2 separate regions of the Mus musculus genome follow, and region 2 is linked to region 1. Evidence: chromatin loops called from intact Hi-C (ENCODE). Cell type or tissue: left cerebral cortex. All regions are shown on one strand. Each heading gives the region's core, and the rest is flanking DNA. Links, peaks and the distances in the headings are about the cores only.

Region 1 (12,275 bases), core at 3,959-8,958:
CATAATATTAGTTTTGTTACTATTTCATGACTGAATCTGTGTTTTCCAAGGGTCGCAACCCACAGGTTGAGTAACACTGTTCTAAACTCAGCTCAGTGTGAGGTTCCTTAAAGAAGCCCCGAGGGAACAAAGCTAATCAGGGGCAGCTGAGCACAGAAGTGGAAGACACTTGTGTGAGCGAGTGAGTAAGTATCATTCTAAAGGGGCTGGGTGACGTCTCACATATGATGGCAACTTGAAGGGCAGGTTAGTTTCCTCTTATCTGTTCATGCAAATGGCTGTCAAGCACCCACTATGCCAAGGTCTCGCTCACAGTAGGTACATGATGAATGAGTGAATGACCACTGAATGAATGTTGGCCTCTGGAGTCTTATTCAATGGCACTCCCAGTCACATGGGAAGGAAGTGATTGAAATCCCCCTGTAGCAAAGATGCCGTGAAGATCGTAGACTGCTTTGACAATACTGTCAGTCACACATGCCACAGAGAACTTGCCTGTCTCTTCAAAAGCGACATAAAGCGTGCGACTTTGCATCGCAACTGTGTCACTTCTGTTTATCAGTTGGTTGAACTTTGGTCCTTTCTATGTCAGAAAAGGTAGATTTCCCCAGAGGCATTATAAAACTTCATTGTATCTGAGACATGAAATATTCTAAAATAAAAACTCCAGAAGGGAGGTGAACTGCAGCCCCACAATACTTTTATGGCTTACATAAAGAGCTATAAAGATACCCTTCAGTGACCGCAGCGCAAACAGTTTAATGCTGTAACTGGAGCTGGCTGGATGTATAATTAGGCTGGCACTTTTATGTGAGTCTGAGGGTGAGTGCAGGCCAGTTCTTTCTTCCTCCCTCCTGGAGTGCACAATAGTGGGTAAGGAAGAGTTCAGAGGTGCGGTGGAAATTTTGCCAGGATCCGGCAGCTGTGGAACACTTTCACTTCTGAAACCCATTTGATTGCACCACTTGGAAAAGAACTATGACCATAGGCTCTTTCCAGTACGAGCTCCACATATTGATGGGGCAGTGTCTGCCCAGGTGTGGGAAACAACTACCTTGCAAACACCTCAGCCTTTTGCTCTGTGAAACTGGCCTCTTTCCAAATGTCTAACTAAACAGAGAAAGAAATTCAAATTTAAATAACACTCTCCCTTCAGGAAGTTCCTCTTGAGCAGCCCAGGAAGAAAGCTATTGGCCAGTGGTGGTAAGACCCTGATGGTCTCAAGCTATCATCCTAGAGTTTTAATTTCTCCATCTATATGCATGGGTACAGCATACTACCCATGTCACTATCTGCTGCCATAGCAACTCTTCTGAAAGAAATATGTCATGCCAAATGGTGAGGGTTGTTCTAAAGACTCTGGACTATTCAAAGTAGTCAATGGATAGCCACAAAGCTGTAGACTTCTACATAAAGTAGATGAGATTTGAAAGTCAATATTAGGGACTTTGACTGTAGTTGATCCCTCCCTCCATTCTCAGTGGAGGGGATCCGGATCCCTAAAGTAGACATAGTAGTAGTATTGTCTGGTAAGAGTGGATGATCCGGATGGAATTTCCGTTTATTGTCTGTAGACACTGGACATATGAATCTCCTGTTTATTTTTTTCTTTAACGTGCATGAAAATAACAGTACTCAGAAAGATTTCAAGGTTTAAATGAGACAGTGAATGTGCAGTGCTGTATAGTAGACAATAAGCACTCAATAAAGGGCAACTGAAGCCGTCATAGCACCAGGGTGAATTAAAATTACTTACGCAAATTATCTGTGCAAATAGGTCATTAAGTGGTACTCCACTAATAAAACATGAATACAAAGTGTTCCAGAGACCGGGAATTTGCATTTAACAGACAGTAGCCAGGAACTCTCCTTGCCCTTCGTGTTTCTGTTGAACAACTGTTAAATGGCTCCTTTCTTGTTTTCTGCCAGATCATTTCCCAGACTCTCTCTCCTACCTGGAACCAGATGCTGCTATTCAACGAGTTGGTTCTGCACGGTGAAGAGAAGGAGCTACTGGAGTCCCCACCCCACGTGGTGGTGGAACTCTACGACAGCGATGCGGTGGTACGTGTCACCAGGCAACACTGATTATTACACCTTCCAAACACTCTACTGCATGAACTGCCTTTATTGGAACATCAATAGAATTCTGACGCTGAGTGTTCAGGACCCTTGATGCACCCACAGGTGGTTTTGACCTCAGCACACTCGGATGCACTAGTCACCGCTTTATTTAGAGTTCTCCTTGAATCACAATCAAAATCACATCTAATTAGCAGAATTTAGTCAACACCCACGCTCATAAGCCAGCCCACAACCACAGCAAACCCCCAGCTGCCTGCCCACAACCACGGCAAACCCCCAGCTGGTCCCAGGTGACTGCTATATATAAAACTCCTCCAAGCCTTTTAGAAACAGCTTTGTGCTGCACTTGCCTGACTAGAGGGAAATGCATGGTCATCTTCGCTGATTCAGCCTTGTAACTAACTCTCTTTGACTTGGCTGCTGTTTGGCCCTGCAAGCCCATATCCATCCTGCCCTCTTTGGTTATAAACCAAATCTCTTCCTCTTCAATGCTGTTTGTGCTCTAAAACTTCAGGTAACCTCCAAAGCTGGCTGGTGGGTTTAAGTGACTGGGATAAGCATTCTTCTCTAAGTTAAGAAGTCTACAATGGATGACAAAGATTTGTATCTTTTAGTTGACACCTCTACCTCCTCCTCAGGTAGAATCTATAAAGTACAGCAGTTGTTTTGAAGAGATTTTTCCAAAGCTTCCTCACTCTCAGTGTGCTCTGGGATGAGCCAAAGTCAGACAAGAAACAAGATTTGAGACTCACAAGAGTTGTCGGGACCACAGAGACCATGAAGGCTTGTCCTGTTCTTCCTGCTTTCTAGAAAGGACAGATCTGGAAAGTTCAGATGCCTTAAGGTCACTGTTAGTGAGGGGCATAGTCAGGACTTGAACACATGACTTCTAGGTCTACTCTTTCCTGCACACTTGATGGCTGTCAGCATGGTATCCCCTCCCTCTTCCCATCCATTCCTGCTGTAAATTGGGGATGAATGTATTTATGAAATGTAAAAAGCTTCCCCCCATTTGGCATGCAGTACAGATGTTCTGGCAGAAGACCCACAAGTTAATACCCTCACTCTCCTTCAGGGTGGGGGACAGGGTAGGTGGGGGAAAGCTTTCCATCTCAAGAGTTTGTTTTCTATTTGAAAAGGAATCCATTGACATCGGTATTCCATTACCATAGATTAGGTACGTAATACAAACAATATATAAGATTACATCACTTTTGGGGATGCTATGAATAGATACAAAGCTTTAGCCTTATTTATGAACCTCAAAAAGGTTGAGGACATGACTTAGGCTACACACACGGTGTAGACTTGTACACAGGGAGCAGACTTGAGAACACAGACTTGGGTTGACTTATCTCTAGAGCTTACAATCCTGTCCACCACAGAAACCCCTTTAGACTTTCTGCTGTTTTCTTGCATTTTTCCTTTCCCTTCCCAGTCTACTCTGGTTGGTTACTTTAATTAATCTCTCTGGAGAAGGAGCCTTGGACTAGGGAGGCCCCAAGGTTATCCTCTCAGTGTGTCACTGGGCACCTGAGAGTGCTCTCTGTCCCCCAAGTCATGAGTCCCCATGGGGTTTGGGGTGGGCTGCTGCTGCTAGCTGCTAACTTTGTAAAACTGATTTGCAAAGTTGCCCTGATGCTGGCCGGAACTAAGTGGATGCCAATCAAAAACTCATCTCTTCTCTAGGGAAAGCCAGAATACTTGGGTGCTACGGTGGCTGCTCCAGTTGTGACACTGGCTGACCAGGACTATGAGCCCCCCAAGCTGTCCTATCACCCCATCTTCTGTGGGAACCTCTCTGGAGGGGACCTCCTTGCAGTGTTTGAGCTGTTGCAGGTAAGAGGTCCAGGGCACGTGTACCAGATATCTTTCTGCTCCACTTGGCATGAGGAGCAACCTCCCTGGATGCGTTGCTTAGTGAAACAACACCTGGTCCATCCCTGCTATCCCGTGTCTCTGGGTGTCTCCTTCTGGGCACCTGGAAGCTGATGTTTACAAACTTTGATAACGCAAGTTATTTCCAGAACTGTTGCACCACAAATCAGAATCCTAGAATGAAAGATCTTTCAGGGTTGGGTTATCAGTGTTTGAGCTACAGCAGAGTCCCTCCGCTCTAACAGACCATGGACGGATATGGAAAAAGAAGCCATAGGACATTTGTGGGGTAGTTGCCCTGTGCCTGAAGTTATAGCTGTGGCAGCTCATATCTTTCATAGATCTCCCTCAAGCCTCTGGAGACACACATTCCTATTCCCATTAGAGAGATGGAACATGAAGGACTGATGCACTTGGCCAACCTCATCTCCTTCTATAGATAGACAGTTAAGCTGAGCTCTGAAGCGGGACCTTTACAGCTCCTACTTCTTGTACCATATCACATTGCTTCCCAATGTCAAAGAACTCCTGGTCCTTCCCTGAAGTCCTAGAGTGAGTGTGTGTGTGTGTGTGTACGTGTATGCGTATGTGTGTGGGTATGTGTATTGTGTATGTGTGTGTATGTATGTGTATGTATGTGTGTATGTGTTTTCATGTGTGTGTGTGTTTGTGTGTATGTATGTGTACATGAGTGTGTTTATTATATTTTTGTGTGTGTGTATATGTGTATATGTGTTCCTGTGGGGTTGTGTGTATACAAAGACCCTTGCAGAGGAAGGGAAACTAAGTTTCTGAATTGTGGCTGTACAATAGAGAACCAGTAGGAGTTGAAGAGGATAAATAAGAAGGGAGCACCTGGCTTGCCAGAGATTCCTCTCCCAGGCCCTATGCTCTCTGAGGCATCAGGTCCTGGGCTTCCTCCCCCAGGCCCTATGCTCTCTGAGGCATCAGGTCCTGGGCTTCCTCCCCCAGGCCCTATGCTCTCTGAGGCATCAGGTCCTGGGCTTCCTCCCCCAGGCCCTACACTCTCTGAGGCATCAGGTCCTGGTGGCTCTTTGCTTTGGGACCAGGCCAGTCTTTCATCTTAGTTGATGCAGGATACCATAACAATGCACTTATTGGGCAGCTTAAACAACAAGCATTGCTTGTTCCATGCTCTCACAGTTGAGCCTGGGTATCCAAGGAGGCACTGAGAGGTCTGACCACCTGGTTTGTAGTGGCTGCCTTCTCGTTGTACCCTCAAGTGGGGGGTGGAGAATAATGTTCTTCCTTAGGTCTCTTATCATAAGAGACTGAGTACACTCACGAGGGCTCTGGATTCCTCTCTAAGGCTGAACCTCCAAATGCCATCGTGGTGGGGTTGCAATTTGAACATCCAAGTTTGACACTGGATTAATGACATCTTGTATAGGAAAATCTGATTTTCAGAAATCCCAATTTAAAATAAAACAAAACTCAACTCACTTGATAATGAAATTGGAAGGTACACATCCCTAGCGCACTCAGCATGAATGCACATGAAAGTGGGGGGAACTAGATTCCATGGATACAAATCTCAGACCTACCACTTGTTAGAATGTGGCTTTCTCTGTTCAGAAATGTAGGACATTAATAAGACTACCCAACGTATCTTGTATAGTGCAGTCTATGCATAATGTTTTATTACTAATAATATTTCTATGCAATAGGATATTAAAGCAAAATCTGTGGTCCCAGCTATTGATTTTAGAATTTGAAATGGATAGCAAGGCAATGATGTGGTCAGCATGACAGGTCCGAATTTAGACTCCAGGTAGACAGATTTCTAATGGAGAGCTCAATTGTGTTCATTATTAAGGGGACATTGAGGTTAGATATACTTGTATCCAGACCCAAATTCTCTTTGCATCTGCAGCCTGGAGGTTGCAATTGCCAACACTGATATATTGCTAAGTCCATCCTATCAGACTCTGTCATCTGTGTTTTAAGTCACCCAAGGGACAACTTATAGTGGAGAAAATGGCAGCTTTGGAGGAAGAGTAAACTCTGCCAGGGAAACTGAGCCTGCATAACGAGGAGTAAGGTACAGGGATTCAAGGACTGGCTTCATTCAGCTCCAAGTAGACGATGTCTAGCAGGGTCGGAAAGTAGAACTAGAAAGAGCTATGTTACAAACACTAAGTCCTAGGAGGCTAGGATACTCTAGAATGATAACCCAAGTGGTCTCCAACAAAACCATCTGTAGCCAGACAAGTGCGTGCTGCACAGATGTGTGGGGGTCAGAATGGAAGGCAACCTTCCAGACCAGCTGGTCCAGTCTTCTCTCCAATGAGAGCTGTCAGCAAGCTGTTTTGGTTCAAACTCAGGCAGATACTAAACAACTGAATCCAGACAAAAGGAGCTTTGCCCTTATTGCCACCCCCACTTCGAGAGGAAGGCTTTGCTTTCTGTTCCCCTATAACATCACATCAACGACAACTTCCCTTCCCAAGAGAGAGCAGCTTCAGACTCGATGGCTACAGAAAAGTGTTTCCCATGTCTCCTTGGAACTTCAGTTCCTCCAAACCTAATGAATGGGGAGATGTAATAATTGCTTCATATTATATATTCCGATAATACTTGTTTCCACTAGAGTTTTTGTGTGTATATGTGTGTATGTGTACATATCTGTGTGCACCCACATTTATATGTGGGTGGCGTGGGTGCATGTGCAAATGTATGTGTGCATGTGGCGCCCTGAGGTGGGTGTCAGATGCTTTCCCCCAATCACTTTCTACTTTATCGTTTGAGACAGAGCCTCTCACTGAGCCCGTAGCAGACTCAGCCAGACCAGCTGTCCAGCAAGCTCCAGAGATACCCCTGGCCCCCTCTCCCCAGCTCTGGGATTAATTCTTTGCTGGAAATCAAGCACAGATCCTCATGCTTGCAAGCAGGCATGTTTCTGACTGCACATCTCACCCAGCTCTGTGTTAGCTAGTTTGTTTTAATTTTACTTTCCACTGCCTTATTTTACCTAGCCACATGAAGTTTCCTTTTAACGAACAAAGCTATGTTCACACTCTTTTTAAGGCTACTAGAGCATGAACCACCGAGGAAGGTGAAGGCTGTCTTGGGAGAACTAGCCCTGGTCTGGCACACTGTGCATGAGAATGCTCAGGTTCCAGGTTGGCTGAGCTGGATCTAGGCAGCCACTCTTCCCAAACTCACAGCCACCTCGATAAGTGCTCTCAGCTCGAATCTACAAGTCTCTTAGTAACTCTTTCAATGAGAGGCTGAACAAGTTGACCCCTAAAGATGACCTGAGGGCTTTGCCATCTAGGACTCACGGTCCTACCCACCTCCTCTCTCAGAACCAGGCACACTGTTGAGACACCTGCTGCTTGCCAACAGGTGACCTCTGGAGGATCATTGTCAGAGGTAGGAAGCTTAGGAGATGCAATCCAGTCTGGATTTAATTATGACTTTCCATTTGATTACTTGTTCAAAAAGTGATTTGATCATCAGAGTGACTGTCTTAGCAGGTGGAGCTCAGATGTGCTATGCACAGTGGGACTAGGCCAGCCCTCACTTGTCACAGCTGTCACCTCTTTGTGTCTGTGTATGGCTTGCTTTACTTCCATGTTTCCCATGCTGAGACACTCCCCTGACTCAAGAGTTGATAGCATGGCTTTTCTATGTACCCATCAAATCCACTGTTTCCATCAGTCATCCACGCTAGCTGTCCCCTCTCTTCCCGATCTTAGTCCACCCCTGGCTGTTAGCTCAGCCTCTTGGGCTGAGTACTGAAAGCCATCATAATCCTGTTCATGGTATCTATGCCCAGGGCCTGACCAGCCTGTAGCTGCTTCCTTGCCTGTTTCCTGTCTTCTGTTCCTAGAATCTTATAGTCCTCTGTGAACCATCCCCCTGCTCTTGTCATTCTCCACATTCCTTCCAGAACATGAGTCGATCATGCCTCCCTCTTCTTCAGCTGCTCTCTGCTCCTTATCTACGAGACTATTTACCAGATTTTGCCTTTTTTTTTTTTTAAAATGCTGGTTCCTCCAAATGCAGTGAACAGAATTTGAGAAGTGCTTGTTGGAATATTTCTCTTTGGGATTTGAAATACCCGCTACTGTGGTAAACAGGCTCTCAGAAGAACATTTTAAAATGTATTTTTCAAAACCTAGTATTTCCAAGTGTAACTAAAATACCATTTTGTTTTTACTATAATGGCTAATATCCCATGAAGAGTAAATTCTACACTTTACATGAGTATCAAATTCCCATTCTGGCTTTTAAGCTGTCTTAAACTTGGGGTCATTTATTAATATTCAAGTTACCCCACAGCCACTATGACATTGTTATGTGCAGACTCTCCAGGTTCCTGGGCCTCACGGATGTACTCTTCTGCTCTTGGGCAGTCTATTAACTCATTCTGAAGTGTCTCCCCACTCTACCCTCCTCAACTCCTGCAGAACCATTTACCTGCCAATAATAATTATCAAAATTCAGAGCAATAGTTTTCTGTTCCAGCTTGCCCACTCCACCACAGTTTAAATGTTTTCCCCCTTTCCATCCCATCCTTTGCCTCTTTCTCTATTCAGTTCATAGCATTGTTTGTAGGCAACTGAAATTGTCCTTCCCTCCCCTGTCGCTGTGTCAGTTTGTGGAACCCAAGGATTGCTTAACTCATTGATTCTTACATTCAAACGTGTGTTCATGCAGTGTCTACTGTGTGTGGGTGTGTTCCCAAGGAATGTCCTAAGCAGACAAAACACAGACCTTGCTACCCTTATCTGTCTGCCATACTTCCCAAATTCTAGAAATGCTCTCTTCTCTTACTTCAGATCAGGTTCACTACACATCCCAGGAAGGGACCGTTTTCTAGCTTGTTCCATGAGGAGAGCCCATGGGGCTGATCAGTGCACAGTGTTTATAAACCTATGTGGCAAATCTGCCTACTTAGATCCTATGCCACACCCCAGGAACAAAGCTTTCACTTACCATCATGTGAGCTTTGCCCACTTTTTATTTTATTTTATTTTTTTTGTTTTTTTTTTTCCATTTTTTATTAGGTATTTAGCTCATTTACATTTCCAATGCTATACCAAAAGTCCCCCTTACCCACCCACCCCCACTCCCCTACCCACCCACTCCCCCCCTTTGGCCCTGGCGTTCCCCTGTACCGGGGCACACAAAGTCTGCGTGTCCAATGGGCCTCTCTTTCCAGTGATGGCCGACTAGGCCATCTTTTGATACATATGCAGCTAGAGTCAAGAGCTCAGGGGTACTGGTTAGTTCATAATGTTGTTCCACCTATAGGGTTGAAGATCCCTTTAGCTCCTTGGGTACTTTCTCTAGCTCCTCCATTGGGAGCCCTGTGATCCATCCATTAGCTGACTGTGAGCATCCACTTCTGTGTTTGCTAGGCCCCGGCATAGTCTCACAAGAGACAGCTACATCTGGGTCCTTTCGATAAAATCTTGCTAGTATATGCAATGGTGTCAGCGTTTGGATGCTGATTATGGGGTGGATCCCTGGATATGGCAGTCTCTACATGGTCCATCCTTTCATTTCAGCTCCAAACTTTGTTTCTGTAACTCCTTCCATGGGTGTTTTGTTCCCACTTCTAAGGAGGGGCATAGTGTCCACACTTCAGTCTTCATTTTTCTTGAGTTTCATGTGTTTAGGAAATTGTATCTTATATCGTGGGTATCCTAGGTTTTGGGCTAGTATCCACTTATCAGTGAGTACATATTGTGTGAGTTCCTTTGTGATTGTGTTACCTCACTCAGGATGATGCTCTCCAGGTCCATCCATTTGGCTAGGAATTTCATAAATTCATTCTTTTTAATAGCTGAGTAGTACTCCATTGTGTAGATGTACCACATTTTCTGTATCCATTCCTCTGTTGAGGGGCATCTGGGTTCTTTCCAGTTTCTGGCTATTATAAATAAGGCTGCTATGAACATAGTGGAGCATGTGTCCTTCTTACCAGTTGGGGCTTCTTCTGGATATATGCCCAGGAGAGGTATTGCTGGATCCTCCGGTAGTACTATGTCCAATTTTCTGAGGAACCGCCAGACTGATTTCCAGAGTGGTTGTACAAGCCTGCAATCCCACCAACAATGGAGGAGTGTTCCTCTTTCTCCACATCCTCGCCAGCATCTGCTGTCACCTGAATTTTTGATCTTAGCCATTCTCACTGGTGTGAGGTGGAATCTCAGGGTTGTTTTGATTTGCATTTCCCTGATGATTAAGGATGTTGAACATTTTTTCAGGTGCTTCTCTGCCATTCGGTATTCCTCAGGTGAGAATTCTTTGTTCAGTTCTGAGCCCCATTTTTTAAGGGGGTTATTTGATTTTCTGAGGTCCACCTTCTTGAGTTCTTTATATATGTTGGATATTAGTCCCCTATCTGATTTAGGATAGGTAAAGATCCTTTCCCAGTCTGTTGGTGGTCTTTTTGTCTTATAGACAGTGTCTTTTGCCTTGCAGAAACTTTGGAGTTTCATTAGGTCCCATTTGTCAATTCTCGATCTTACAGCACAAGCCATTGCTGTTCTGTTCAGGAATTTTTCCCCTGTGCCCATATCTTCAAGGCTTTTCCCCACTTTCTCCTCTATAAGTTTCAGTGTCTCTGGTTTTATGTGAAGTTCCTTGATCCACTTAGATTTGACCTTAGTACAAGGAGATAAGTATGGATCGATTCGCATTCTTCTACATGATAACAACCAGTTGTGCCAGCACCAATTGTTGAAAATGCTGTCTTTCTTCCACTGGATGGTTTTGGCTCCCTTGTCGAAGATCAAGTGACCATAGGTGTGTGGGTTCATTTCTGGGTCTTCAATTCTATTCCATTGGTCCACTTGTCTGTCTCTATACCAGTACCATGCAGTTTTTATCACAATTGCTCTGTAGTAAAGCTTTAGGTCAGGCATGGTGATTCCACCAGAGGTTCTTTTATCCTTGAGAAGAGTTTTTGCTATCCTCGGTTTTTTGTTATTCCAGATGAATTTGCAAATTGCTCCTTCTAATTCGTTGAAGAATTGAGTTGGAATTTTAATGGGGATTGCATTGAATCTGTAGATTGCTTTTGGCAAGATAGCCATTTTTACAATGTTGGTCCTGCCAATCCATGAGCATGGGAGATCTTTCCATCTTCTGAGATCTTCTTTAATTTCTTTCTTCAGGGACTTGAAGTTTTTATCATACAGATCTTTCACTTCCTTCGTTAGAGTCACGCCGAGATATTTTATATTATTTGTGGCTATTGAGAAGGGTGTTGTTTCCCTAATTTCTTTCTCAGCCTGTTTATTCTTTGTGTAGAGAAAGGCCATTGACTTGTTTGAGTTAATTTTATATCCAGCTACTTCACCGAAGCTGTTTATCAGGTTTAGGAGTTCTCTGGTAGAATTTTTAGGGTCACTTATATATACTATCATATCATCTGCAAAAAGTGATATTTTGACTTCCTCTTTTCCAATTTGTATCCCCTTGATCTCCTTTTGTTGTCGAATTGCTCTGGCTAATACTTCAAGTACTATGTTGAAAAGGTAGGGAGAAAGTGGGCAGCCTTGTCTAGTCCCTGATTTTAGTGGGATTGCTTCCAGCTTCTCTCCATTTACTTTGATGTTGGCTACTGGTTTGCTGTAGATTGCTTTTATCATGTTTAGGTATTGGCCTTGAATTCCTGATCTTTCCAGAACTTTTATCATGAATGGGTGTTGGATCTTGTCAAATGCTTTTTCTGCATCTAACGAGATGATCATGTGGTTTTTGTCTTTGAGTTTGTTTATATAATGGATTACATTGATGGATTTTCGTATATTAAACCATCCCTGCATCCCTGGAATAAAACCTACTTGGTCAGGATGGATGATTGCTTTAATGTGTTCTTGGATTCGGTTAGCGAGAATTTTATTAAGGATTTTTGCATCGATGTTCATAAGAGAAATTGGTCTGAAGTTCTCTATCTTTGTTGGATCTTTCTGTGGTTTAGGTATCAGAGTAATAGTGGCTTCATAAAATGAGTTGGGTAGAATACCTTCTACTTCTATCTTGTGAAAAAGTTTGTGCAGAACTGGAGTTAGATCTTCTTTGAAGGTCTGATAGAACTCTGCACTAAACCCGTCTGGTCCTGGGCTTTTTTTGGCTGGGAGACTATTAATAACTGCTTCTATTTCTTTAGGGGATATGGGACTGTTTAGAAGGTCAACTTGATCCTGATTCAACTTTGGTACCTGGTATCTGTCCAGAAATTTGTCCATTTCGTCCAGGTTTTCCAGTTTTGTTGAGTATAGCCTTTTGTAGAAGGATCTGATGGTGTTTTGGATTTCTTCAGGATCTGT
Region 2 (12,275 bases), core at 3,130-8,129, 140 kb after region 1:
CCACGAAGATACAGCAAGGAGGAAGGTGCCATTCCAAAGCTATTGCCAGCAGCATCACGAGGGCCATGGAAGAAGGCTGTGCAGGGGATCCTTTGGCAAGTTTGCTGCAGGCAGAGAGCTCCCAGGGTAGATACAGTTTCTGATACCCATTAGGTCCAACATCCAACATCAGAGTGGAGAGCAATGCAGATATCCTGGTGATCTCCTGTCCCTCACAACATCCCACCCTGCTCTGGGCCCTTCCAGGGTGCCCTCCGTTGTCCACTCCTAGTGTCCCTTGTCTTCCAGCTTCTGGTTGGGCTTCAACGGTGAGGCATAGGTGTTGATCCCAGGTCTCCCCATATAGCGGAGGTGGGATGATGGAGTCCCCATGGAGGCCTCTTCTGACACCTCTATCAGTTCCAGGAAGTGTTCTTTCCTGTTGCTTGTAAGGCCTAGAAATAGTGACAGCTGCTAGCTGGCACAGTGCTCTGAGCAGTAGCACTAGCCTCTGGCTAATTAAAATAGAATTGCCTATCCTGCATGTCTAACAACTAACTTATTAAAAGTTCATCAAAATAATAAGAGATTCCAGGACCCTGACTGACAAGAGACAGTGACTAATAATGTTAGAGTGGTAGAATGAACTCAAGTTGATTAATAACTCAAAATGTATTTCTCTGTTCACAGGTCATGTCATTATAATCTAAATGAAAGATGCAAAATCTGGTTATTGAAATAGCCTGGAGGACACTTTAAACAAAGGTGTGTAGGTTCATCACAGACACATTTAAAGACTCTGCTGGCTCCAGGTAAATGATAGCCCAGGTGGCATTAACTTCTAACTGAGGTGCCTCCTTTGGACTCCCTGGCTCCTTGGGAACTGTTAAGACTTCTGTTGCCCACATTGACTTATGGGTTGTTCCCAGAATAACTGAGCCTGGGAGGAAAGAACCTCAGCTCTTATGGTGTTCCTTTCTTCCTTTAGGAGAAGGGTAGAAAGAAGAGACCAAGAACTTTCTCTCATTGTTGAGTGATGATTGCTGATGAAAGGAAGCCATAGGACCATAGAAGGGTTGCTAAAAGTGTTCTATCAGGAGCGTACCTGTCACAGTGAAGACTGCTGCATGGCAGTCTTGGAAGCTGCATCTGAAGTCCCAACAACAACACAAACAAGCAATTGGATTGGGAACCAAGTCAAGTCCACTAAGTCTTACTGGCACAGTGGGGATAGAAATGGTGTCTACCTCCAGTGAATTAGACCTGCCTGTCACATATATTAGATGGGTCAAGAGATCCACCACCATGAACATACCATAGAGAATTTGACCCTTTCCCTTATGGCTAACGGCAACTGGAAGACACAGAGGCCCTGAACCCTGGGAGGAACTTGCTTGGGCTTCAAGCTGATCTCTGGCTGTAATTCATCCTAGGAAACACTCAGCGGAGAGCCCAGGCCAGTGCTTGAACTGTGGCTAGATCCTTCATGCCACCTCCCGTCAGCTCCTTCTACAGTGAACTCTGAAGCAAAGGGACTGACGAAGGAAGGAAAAAGCTTTTAACAAAGATGTGCCCCTGAATTTACTCTCAGGAATGTCTATTCATTAGCTCAGAGCTCAAACGACTTGGCCCACAGTGAAGGCCTGCAGGGTCCTAGGCTACCACTGACAAACATGTCCCACAGTGAGCACTGTCGGGGATGGGAAAGAGCCCCATGGCGATAGGAAAGCAGATCTACAGGCTGGGAGACCCATTCTACTGAGGTCAGGACTATACCCACGGCAGGCCCACACCTCTGCTCTGGAATTATCGACCAGCAGTAAATAACAGCAATAACAAAATTATTGCCCAATATTGTATGACATTTGTCATATTCACTTCCAAGAATTTATGAATTGGGTGACAGTATCACTGCCATTTTATAGCTGTGAGATTAAGACACTTAAGGGTAATTACCTTAAGATCAAGTGTTAGTGACTGCCAGGTTGTCAGTGTCCAATGTCCAAGGGGTGACCTCATGGCTGTAAATCAGCCCCAGGGGAGCAATGGCAGTTGTCTCTGCCCCACGCACTTTGCATCCAGCCACTCACTGAGGCCTCACCAAGGCCCCTTGGAGGAAGGGACACAGGGATTGAAGGTCAGAGCCAGCATATAGCCCTCATCTCCCCATTCCAGAATCCTTGTTACGAATACGAACCCAGCAAAGTGAGTCCCATGAAAACATCACCCGGGACTAATAGTAACAGTGTCTGCTACTTATGAAAATCATGGCAGAGTTTAAAGAACAGTGGCTCAGAATGACTTTGAAAAACTCAACCTGGGAATATCCGAGGCTCTGATGAGCAGGGACCGAGCAGAGATGGGAAGATGTCAGAGAGCATGTGAGGGCTCCTGGGGACATCATCATTCAGCCACAGATGGAGAGGGGTGGGGCAAGGCCAGCAGTGGTGCTGATGCCCTGGTCTGCTCTCCACTGATAGACAAAACACTCGGCCAAGTGTTGATAAGCTAACCCACCACAGTCAGCCTTGCTTTCCACGGCTGTAAATACAATTGTTTACACTGCTTTTCCCACTGCCACGACTTGCTGTGTCAGATACAACAGTCACATATCTAAGGGCCGCTTAGGTAGCCGCTGAAGCCCTTGGGCCATGAGTACTTTTTAAGCTTGGTCCTACCGTGTTACTCCTTGAGCCAACTTGTCTTCCTCTCTGTCCCTTCTGCCTCTGTTCAAATCAATTCCTCTTGAAAATAGTTAACCAGTGTTGTGTAGAGATTAAATTAACAGCTCCCCTATCATAGTCTATATCTACTTATCTGAAAGGTCCTTCTGATTCTGTTGCAAAGTTACCTCCTGGACAACTTTCTGCCCAGCCAATATTCTGATCAGCCTTGGCCCTCGCGCTGCATAACCTTCCCTAGGATATGTTGCTTACAAAAGCCAGGGTCTCCAGACTTCTAACTTCTCCTCATATGACCCCCTGCCTGGAATTACCCCCTCACTTCCTCTCTCTTCCTCTCCTTCTCTCTTGCCTCTTTTTCTTCCTCCCTCCCCAGTCTGGGTAAAAAAAGGCCATTTTCATGCAAGCACATAATACAATATAATAACCCTTAATAGACTGGAAATGCCTCCGTCCTCAAGGGCCCAATCCTGAGTCAGCTTCCCCATTGTCACAAGTCAAATGCTCCCGTTCGTTCCTCTAGGGGTCTTGTGACACTTGATTCTTGCTACGTAGCATTTAATAAATTTCCCATGCACTACTTTTCTCTTGAATATGGATTTCTTCCAACTTGCCTGCATGAAAAAGTCAGGATACCACATAGATAGTGCTATCACACCGTTTCTCGGTGACATTTATACAATTATGTCAAAATGGTACTGTATTGGATTATGAGTATCAAGTGGAATATAAATTGGGGTGCTTTTTTTTAAAGTTCTTTAAGATTCATACAATTATCTTATTAGATATGATACATAAGTGGTTCAGAAATGCTATGGTAAAGTTGAAATGTCTCCTCTTAAAGAATTTAAATTTAACTAAACGAACTTGAACCAAAAGCACCTCAGGAACCCTCCATATCAGTATTCCTGTTGTGCGGACCTGTGGAGGGCTGGAAAGCTAACTCGGTGGTTAAGAGCTCTTGCTGCCCTCCCATAGGAGATGAGTCCCATTGCAAGCACCCACATCTGGCAGCTGCCAACTGACAACTGCCTGTAACTCCAGATCCATGGGGATTAGGTGCTTCTGACCTCTGTAGGTACAAACCACGCATAGATACGCACATGTAGAAATGACCAAATAAAACAGCTCTTTCTGTGAAGACTATAGCTTCAATTCAGTGTTGTGAGCTACAGATTTTGACAGTCCCTAGTCCCCTTCCTCCTACTATGACCATGATAGGTCTCAGCAGTACCATTCAAGAGACATCCCAGGGCATGCCAGCCTGCACAGATTCCTGTCAAATCCTGCATTGGGGTGGCAAGCCCTCTCCCCACTTCGCTTCTCCAGGGTAGAATGAGAAGGTTCGACTCTTTCGGACTTGGACTGTCTTGTCCTCTTGGTCCAGATGAGTCATTTGAAGAAAGAGGAAGGAAAATCATGTGTCAGTCCCAGGATCAGTCACACACTGAGCAGTCCATCAAGTCATGGCTTAAACAGCTCAGGACCTTCCCTCACTGCACGTTGGATGGAGGGAGAGTTAGTGAGTTCCTACCCTGATAATCTCAGCATATGCAATACGGGGATCGAGGAAACTCCTCAACCACTGTGTGTCACCTGGAAGCCCTGGATGACCACTCTGGAGGGTTAACATCAGCACCAGGTGCTCTGGGTAGAGGTCATCATGGGGGAGACGTGGGGAGATCAGGATTGTTGCTCCATGAATATCGCCCAATTCGCAGGCGATGCCCCACCCAGCTTTGAACTCCCAGACACAACAGGCTGAACCCCAATAGAGTGTTTCAATGGTGGCAATGTCACTGTGGGAAGACACAGCTGAGGTTTTACTCTGGTCATTCATAGAATGAGACCCAAGATGGCTGAGTGAGGCAGCCCTGACTGGCATGGTGCTTGCTCAGTCTCCATTGCCCTCCTGAAGACTCACATCAGGAACCAGTCAGGCTAACAATGTTCAGTTACAAGACAAGGGACATTGAAGTGTGGTACGTGGAGGTTAGTTTAAGATGGGAAACTGGCAGAACAAGGCATCAAACCCAGGCCTACAGACTTTTCAGGAACCTTCTGATTGTTGTGACTTCTATGTCCTTTATGCCTCCGGAGTGGGGGGGGAGATCAAAATAGGATCCAGTTCCCTTTCCCTCTCCTTCCGCAAACTCAAGGAAAGTGGCCTCTGAGAAATATACAAGAGGAACAGTATGGCAAGAGCCAACCCTATTTCAGGTTACAATGCTGAATCCAGAACACTGAAGAGCCGGCTATCCATTCTCTTCCAACTGGGCTCAGGGTTTGTCTGTGAGAGAATAGAAAGAATCCCCTAGCAAAGCCAATAGAAAACCTGCCCCTGCTCCAGAGTAAAGCCACAGAAGGCTCTCTGTAGACAAAAGTGGTTTCTCAATGTCCCCCTTCCTCCTCTTCTTCCTTGACAACCTAGAGTCATGTTCCTCCTTACAATCTGTCCCAGCTGGGCCAGCTCTTCACTCCTGAAAGACAGCGGGACATTTCAGCATCGGACACATCTGAGCAGTGACCAGATGACACAGAAAACACAGGCAGCATCGTACAGACAGCATCACACCGGCTACCCTGTCAAAGGTGTTCCTAAGGTCACCAACCAGGGTCCTAGCTTCCCAGAACTTGACTCCTGTTCTGTCCTAGATAACCAGCTAGCATCTGTGCCTAGTTTTCTGCCTCTTGAGAAGCTGAGTTCACAATCTTGCCAACCTCACGGGATCTTTGTTTAAATTAAGGACAAGGCACCCTAGGGGGCATAAATGTGATAAAACAGGAGCTGTTTCTTTCCTTCTGCTCTTTTGTATGTTTGTTTTTCTGCTTGATCCATTGCTCTGGGCATGACTCATCGGGCTGGTGAGCTGAAACATCTGCCAGATTGTCAACAGAAATGTAACAGTTTAAAGGCGAGGCTGGCGAGGCTGGCACAGACGCTGATGCTTCTGACTCCACACGCAGCCCTCCAGCGAAGGTAGATACTTCAGTGAATGTCAGATCAATTGAGAAGAGACTGGGATCCGTGCACTGGGTTTAACAGGCTGCGGCCTCCCTCCTCCTCCTGGCTAGTTTGGAGACCTAAGCTGATTGGCAGAGGATGGCTTATGAAGATTTGCTCCCTACAGGGCTTTTGCCCCTCTATAGGTCTAACTCTGCAGTTGCCACCTCGCTTGCCTGCCTCTGTCAACTCCAGTGCAACTGTGTGGGTGTCTGCAAACAGGGTTGCACTCAATTTTGCTCTCCTCATCCTTAGAGCTAGAAGGTGCCCACAGCTGAGCTAGTACTCAATGGTGCAGTTGATCCAATTTAAACTTATCCCCAGCGAGACTCAGACTATGGCTATTTTATTTGGCTTTGACAGTAATAACCTTCAGTTACTGACTGTTTGCCTGTACTCCAGCCTCAGTCTCCCTGCATCTTACCTATGCGTGGCTTACAGTGCAGCCAGATGTCACCCTACGGATGGTCCCTTCTCTCATCTTCTATTCTCTCCTCCTCGTCCTCTTCCTCTTTTCCTCCTTGAAGGGACTCTAGCAGGCCCAAACATGGCAAACATGGCTCTGCAGGTCTTGCCCTTCTCCCCATTCCCTCTGCCTTACTAAGAACTCTTAGATGGCAGTCCTAAAGCTAGCCACCAAGGTCTAGTCCCTTATTTGGCCACTTCCTCCTCCTGAGGCTTAATACCAAGGTCCAGCTATCAAAGTATTGAAGTCCAGCAATCAGAAGCTCCCTCTGGCTCACCTAATAACAAACATCCCCGATCAAAATTAAACACCTCATCCCAACTCGGACTTTCTCGCTTCCCCTTTATAAACTGCATTTGCCTACCGGCCACTTCTCTCTCCTCTCTATTCAGAGGCTGTCCTTTGTCCCCCCAGGACAAATATCCCTGCCCTCTCTCCTTCTTCCTTGTCTTCTACCTCCGGTCCTTGTGTCTTATTCCCTGACCTTTGTCCCTGTGGGGCAAATAAATCTTTGTGCTTAGAACTTGGTCTTGAGGGTCCTGAGCTGATACTGATCCTTACACAATCTTCCTCTCCTTCCTCCTCCTCCTCCCCTTCCTCCTCCTCCCCTTCCTCCTCCCCCTCTTCCCTGAGACAGTCTCGTGTACCCTAGCCTCACATCCAACTTGCTTTGCAGCTGATGATGGTCTTGAACCTCTGATCCTCCTGTCTCCATCTCCCACGTCCCAGGATTACAGGCATGTGACACTATGCTCAACCTATGCCACGCTGGGAATCAAACCCAGCGCTTCATGCACGCTACACAAGCACTCTACCAATGGAGTCTCATCCTCCACTCCTCCTCCAGTATCATTTCTACAATGCCAGCATTCCAGGATACACAATCTCTGATGGTCAGTCGGGGAGGGGTGAGTTAGTTCTTTTTCCTCTGGCTTGGATTAAGAAGTAGGGTGGGAGAGCTGGGCGTGGTGGCACACGCCTTTAATCCTAGCACTCGGGAGGCAGAGGCAGGCGAATTTCTGAGTTCGAGGCCAGCCTGGTCTACAGAGTGAGTTCCAGGACAGCCAAGACTACACAGAGAAACCCTGTCTCCAAAAAAAAAATAAAATAAAAGGGAAGAAGAAGAAGAAGAAGAAGAAGAAGAAGAAGAAGAAGGAGAAGGAGAGGGAGGGGGAGGGGGAGGGGGAGGGGGAGGGGGAGGGGGAGGGGGAGGGGGAGGGGGAGGGGGAGGAGGAGGGGGAGGGGGAGGGGGAGGGGGAGGGGGAGGAGGAGGAGGAGGGTGGGTCATCAAGAAATCATATGAACCCATCTTACTTATAAACTGGCCTTTACATGAGTCCCCAAAGGTAAAGGCCAGTGCCTTTCCATGGTAGAGAAGGAGCTGCCTCTGCAAGCAGCCATCTTGGATCCTGGACATTTCAGCCATATTTGCTAAGTCCCTGGGGTAGGGACTAGCAGGGTAGGCATCTCACTCCTAGTCTGAGTTTTCTATGACTCATGGGCTCTCAGAAAGTGGGGGAAGGGGTCATTCTATTACCCTTCTTGTACATGCACACAGTCACCATGGGCACAGCTCAGCTGGCACCCTGAGCTACAGGATAGATGGGCCCCAGCTTCCTCTTTTCTGAGAAGATTTTGAATCACAATAAAACTCTGTGATTCAGATGTCACAGTGGATGGAAAGGTCACAGTCGTCTTATGCTACCTTAGGGGCATTTATGCTTGAACACCCATCTTAGTTGTCATGGCTTGCTAACAAATAATAGGCCATAGAACTGGGGGTTTTACTAAAAGAGGCGCATCAGTTCAGCCTCCCTGACATAGACTGGACTTCCAGGGTACACTGGCTTATCACGTAAGGCTGAAGCCCAAGGAGACATGGGCTTCAGGAAGCCATTTGATTGACCAAACTGGACTTGGGAGACCAGAATTTCCTTTTGGGTCTCAAATTAACATGCACATTAGAAAGTCCTAGGACCTTGTTGAAACATTGTGCCAGGCTCCCTGTCTGGATATTGAAGGCAGGGTGGAAAGGAAGTCCTTAGAGACAACATTCAATGAGGCTGTTAGGATTCCTACCCACTAACATCTCTGGCACATAGACAGACAGACAGACAGACAGACAGACAGACAGACAGACACACACACACACACACACACACACACACACACACCTACTAAAACCTCCATTCACTGAGCAGGTATACTCTTCAGATATGCTCCTTGGAGATGTCATGTGGCTTTTGCTTTTCAGAGAGTCAATTCCACTTAGAAGCAACAGTTCTCATCCTGTGGGTCTCGAGGAGCTGCAGAATAGATATAATTTATAACAGGAGCAAAATTACAGTTATGAAGTAGCCACAAAATTATTTTATCATTGGGGTCACCACAACATGAGGAAGTATATTAAAGGGTCACAGCATTAGGAAAGTTAAGAACCACTGCACTAAAGCACGTTTTCACTTTACCACAAATGAGGCCTCCTGTGACCTCAGAAAGCCTTTTCTCTCTTGTTTAGTGTCCTAGCAACCTAAACATTAAGGGGCATGGGTGCACACTCATGCACCATGTGGCTCCAAGAGGCTGGTGGGAGGTGTTGAAAAGGGTGTCTATGGCTTAGAAGAGTGTCAGGTGCTGCACACACACACACACACACACACACACACACACACACAATGTTTGTGATCCCATTCACAGCCATCCACAAAACCACAGCAAATGACAGCCTTGTCCCCAGCACAGTGAAAACCACAAGAAACCAGTTAAAAGTGTGGCCTAGCTGCTGGCAGAAACACCAGCCCAGCCAATGCTTTAAACGTTAAGGTTCGAGAAATAATGTCATTTTTAAAAGCCAACAGTGTCAAGTGATTGCCATTTGCCTGGTCACGAGAGATGGATCAAACTGGCAACAACTGTGACCCAGTGAGGTTTCCAACCCATGACGGTGACGCTTGATGTTTGGAGAAGAAATGAGAATGTAAGGTTTGGAGTCTGCCAGGAGTTCAAGGCCCAACCTGGCTACTTACTAGCCGAGTGACCTTGGACCTATCTTCCTACATCCAAACCATCACCAGGGCTGGTGAGATAGCACCGGAAGGGGCATTTGCACAGACCTGACAACCTGAGCTCAATTCCTGGGTCCCACAAAGTGGCAAAAAAGAACCAACTCCTGAGAATTACCCTCTGACCTCCAGCTATGCGCCATGGCACACGGACTCACATATTCACATTCTATCAGTTCTGTTCCTGCAGAGACCCCTGACTAGCACAACCCACCTGCCTGCATCATAGATTTCATTTCCATCCATCCTCCAAGAACTCACTGGCCACAGAGACTATCATTCCTCACTCAGCTACATCAGGTTTCCTTCCATCTTAAGACTTTTTACTTACTGTTCCCATTACCTGGATGTCTTAGTCAGGGTTTCTATTCCTGCACAAAACATCATGACCAAGAAGCAAGTTGGGGAGGAAAGGGTTTATTCGGCTTACACTTCCACGTTGCTGTTCATCACCAAAGGAAGTCAGGACTGGAACTCAAGCAGGTCAGGAAGCAGGAGCTGATACACAGGCCATGGAGGGATGTTACTTACTGTCTTGCTTCCTCTAGCTTGTTCAGTTTGCTGTCTTATAGAACCCAGGACTACCAGCCCATGGATAGCACCACCTACAATGGGCCCTCCTGCCATGATCACTAATTTAGAAAGTGCCTTACAGCTGGATCTCATAGAAGCGTTTCCTCAAGAGAGGCTCCTTTCTCTGTGATAACTCTAGCTTGTGTCAAGTTGACACACAAAACCGGCCAGTACACTGGACCACCACCCAGGTCTCTGCATGGCCAGCAAATCCTTGCCATTCAACATCGAAGCTGACAACTTTAGATTAGCATAACAACCTAATCACTGGTATGCCTGCTGCCATCCCTGCCACCCAAAAGCCCATCCTACTAAGTGCCACTCTCAACCAAGACAATGACAGAATTTTGATGTCTTAAGGTGTCAGAAGTGCATATTTATACACTGTGTTATTTTTAGAAGGTAATGTTTGGGTTATGTTATTGATTGTCTATATCACCATCTGTTTTGATCACATTTTTAGTCTGTAGGGCAAAATATAATTTATCATCAAGATTTGAAGGTTCCTCGAGTGAAAGGAAGTACTGAAAATAATTAACAGGGGTTAAAGATCCAGAGCCTCACAGTAGCTCTAGTCATTCATCTCCTGGACTAGGATGTGAGTTCCGTGAGTTCAGGGACTTCGGTCCCTGTTTCTACAGCAGTATTTGGCACACAATAGGTGCTCATTAAGTAGCACTGAGGGAATATCAAATTTGATGGTCCCAATTATTCTCACTATGGAAATGAGTATGGAAACCATGACCTATAATAAATGAGAAACAAATCCATCAGATGTGCCATCAGAACCTCAATACAATGGTGATTTGTTTTCTGTTGTTTCCATGGAGACATAAGCTTTAGAAGTGACCATAATCCGTAAAAGTGAAATTCAGACCTGGTATAATGGTCTAGTACTCTTTCTTTAAAATAACTTTTTTTTCATTTCGTGTGTGTGTGTGTGTGTGTGTGTGTGTGTGTGTCACAGTGCATGTATGAAGATCAGGGAACAACTTGGTGGGAGTTGGCTCTTCCATCATGTGGACCACAGGAATGAAACTCAGTCATCAGTCTTAGTGGCAGGCACTTAGACTCTTAGCCATCTTGTTAGCCCCTAATGCAAAGTTTTTAAAGCCCAGCTGAACTTGAGAATCACTGGGGTGTGAATGAAACCCCCAGAGTATGATTCAGGCCAGTCCACAGCATCAAAGTTTCTTGTGGAATCTTGATGCACACAAAGGGCTAAAGTCCTCAGATTAAATGAACCTACACCATGATTTTTCTCATTGCTCTGACAAAAATTTCTGACAAAAGTGACTTAAGGGGGACATTGTTTAGCTCATAATTTAAGAGGCAAATGGAGCTGAAGAGAAGAGCAGGAACTGCAGGGGACCTGAGTTTGGTTCTCAGCATCCATGACAGCAACTCACATGCCCCTGGAACCCTAGCGCCAACAGATCTGATGCTGTCTTCTGGTCTCCACGGCATCTGCACTCACATGTCCTGTTGTGTGACAGACTCTTCCTGGGAAGACACTTCATGCATATCTACTCACCCCAGATAGGGAACACACAGCAGACTAATGTGCAACTTGGTAAACCAATGAGTTTGGGGATCACTTACAAGAGCAGACATGACTCAAAGATGCCAACATCACCAAGGCTCACCACAGCATGGATGACAGCTCATAAAATTTAGGAAAGCTGGAGCACACTGCACAGCCTGCAGGCAGCTCAACAGGTTGGAGAGTGTCTTTTTCAAGTGACTCTACTCTAAATCTCTTCCAGGCAGCTTGGCTGGTTTCTGCTTCTTCTGGGACTTGTCTCAGAGTCTTCTTTGCAGCTTGGCTTGGCTATAAGTTTTCTTTACAGCTTAGCTCTTGGAGTCCATGAGGGACTCTCAGCTTTTACTGTTTATTGTTTAAACTGAACCTTGTCAGTTTTAGGGACTTCCTGATGCTTTGAATTGTTTGCCTTCCTATTTAAGGAGCTTCCCTGAAAGTTTCACTGCAGAAGGAACTTATATAACATGTACACACACACACACACACACACACACACACACACACACACACACACTTTAAAAATACATATTTTTAAAGGTATATGGTCCATTATAGTAGGGAAGGCATAGAAGCAGGACTGGGAGGTATCTGGCCATAATGAGTCTGCAGTCAAAAAATAGAGCAGACAGGAAATAGGACTGGTTATAAAACTTCAAGCCCTCCTTCAGTGACTACTTCCTCCAGTGAGTCTCTACCTCCTAAAGAGTCTATAACCTTCAAAAAACAGTTTTCTTACAAGATGTGTTGCTTTCTGGAGCACTGAGCCTAGAGAACAAGAGCGGCAGCTCTGTGGTTCTTCTTGGGTTTGTTTAGAAACAAGGAAACCATCTTTCAGAAACAGGCAGAAATCCTGAGCTCCTCGGCTATCCATCAGTGTCAGACAGCTGGAAGGAAATCATGGGTTTTGCGCTGAGAAAGCCATACATTCACATGAAAGCCACCTCCTAGACCCCTTCACCGATGTCCT

The links. Peaks named below come from ENCODE experiments on the same cell type or tissue, not always from the same donor. Only the 100,000 strongest peaks of a DNase experiment are listed, where the experiment ranks them.
Region 2: a loop joins it to region 1, with 1.8 times the contacts of the local background. A loop is called at or near these places in 1 of 42 quality-filtered maps.

Annotation. Positions count from the first base shown.
Region 1 is chr15:58,598,383-58,610,657 of GRCm38, forward strand. Fer1l6 (fer-1-like 6 (C. elegans)) reads left to right here. Exons shown (of 41, transcript NM_001370912.1): 21 at 1,930-2,064; 22 at 3,775-3,924. Among named protein-coding and RNA genes, the nearest start is that of Gm36451, 7.5 kb to the left of the region's middle. In left cerebral cortex, for the core only: no CTCF peak of the experiment used is centred there; no DNase peak of the experiment used is centred there.
Region 2 is chr15:58,741,565-58,753,839 of GRCm38, forward strand. No RefSeq gene overlaps it. Among named protein-coding and RNA genes, the nearest start is that of Gm41329, 12 kb to the right of the region's middle. In left cerebral cortex, for the core only: no CTCF peak of the experiment used is centred there; a DNase peak (open chromatin) is centred at 5,549.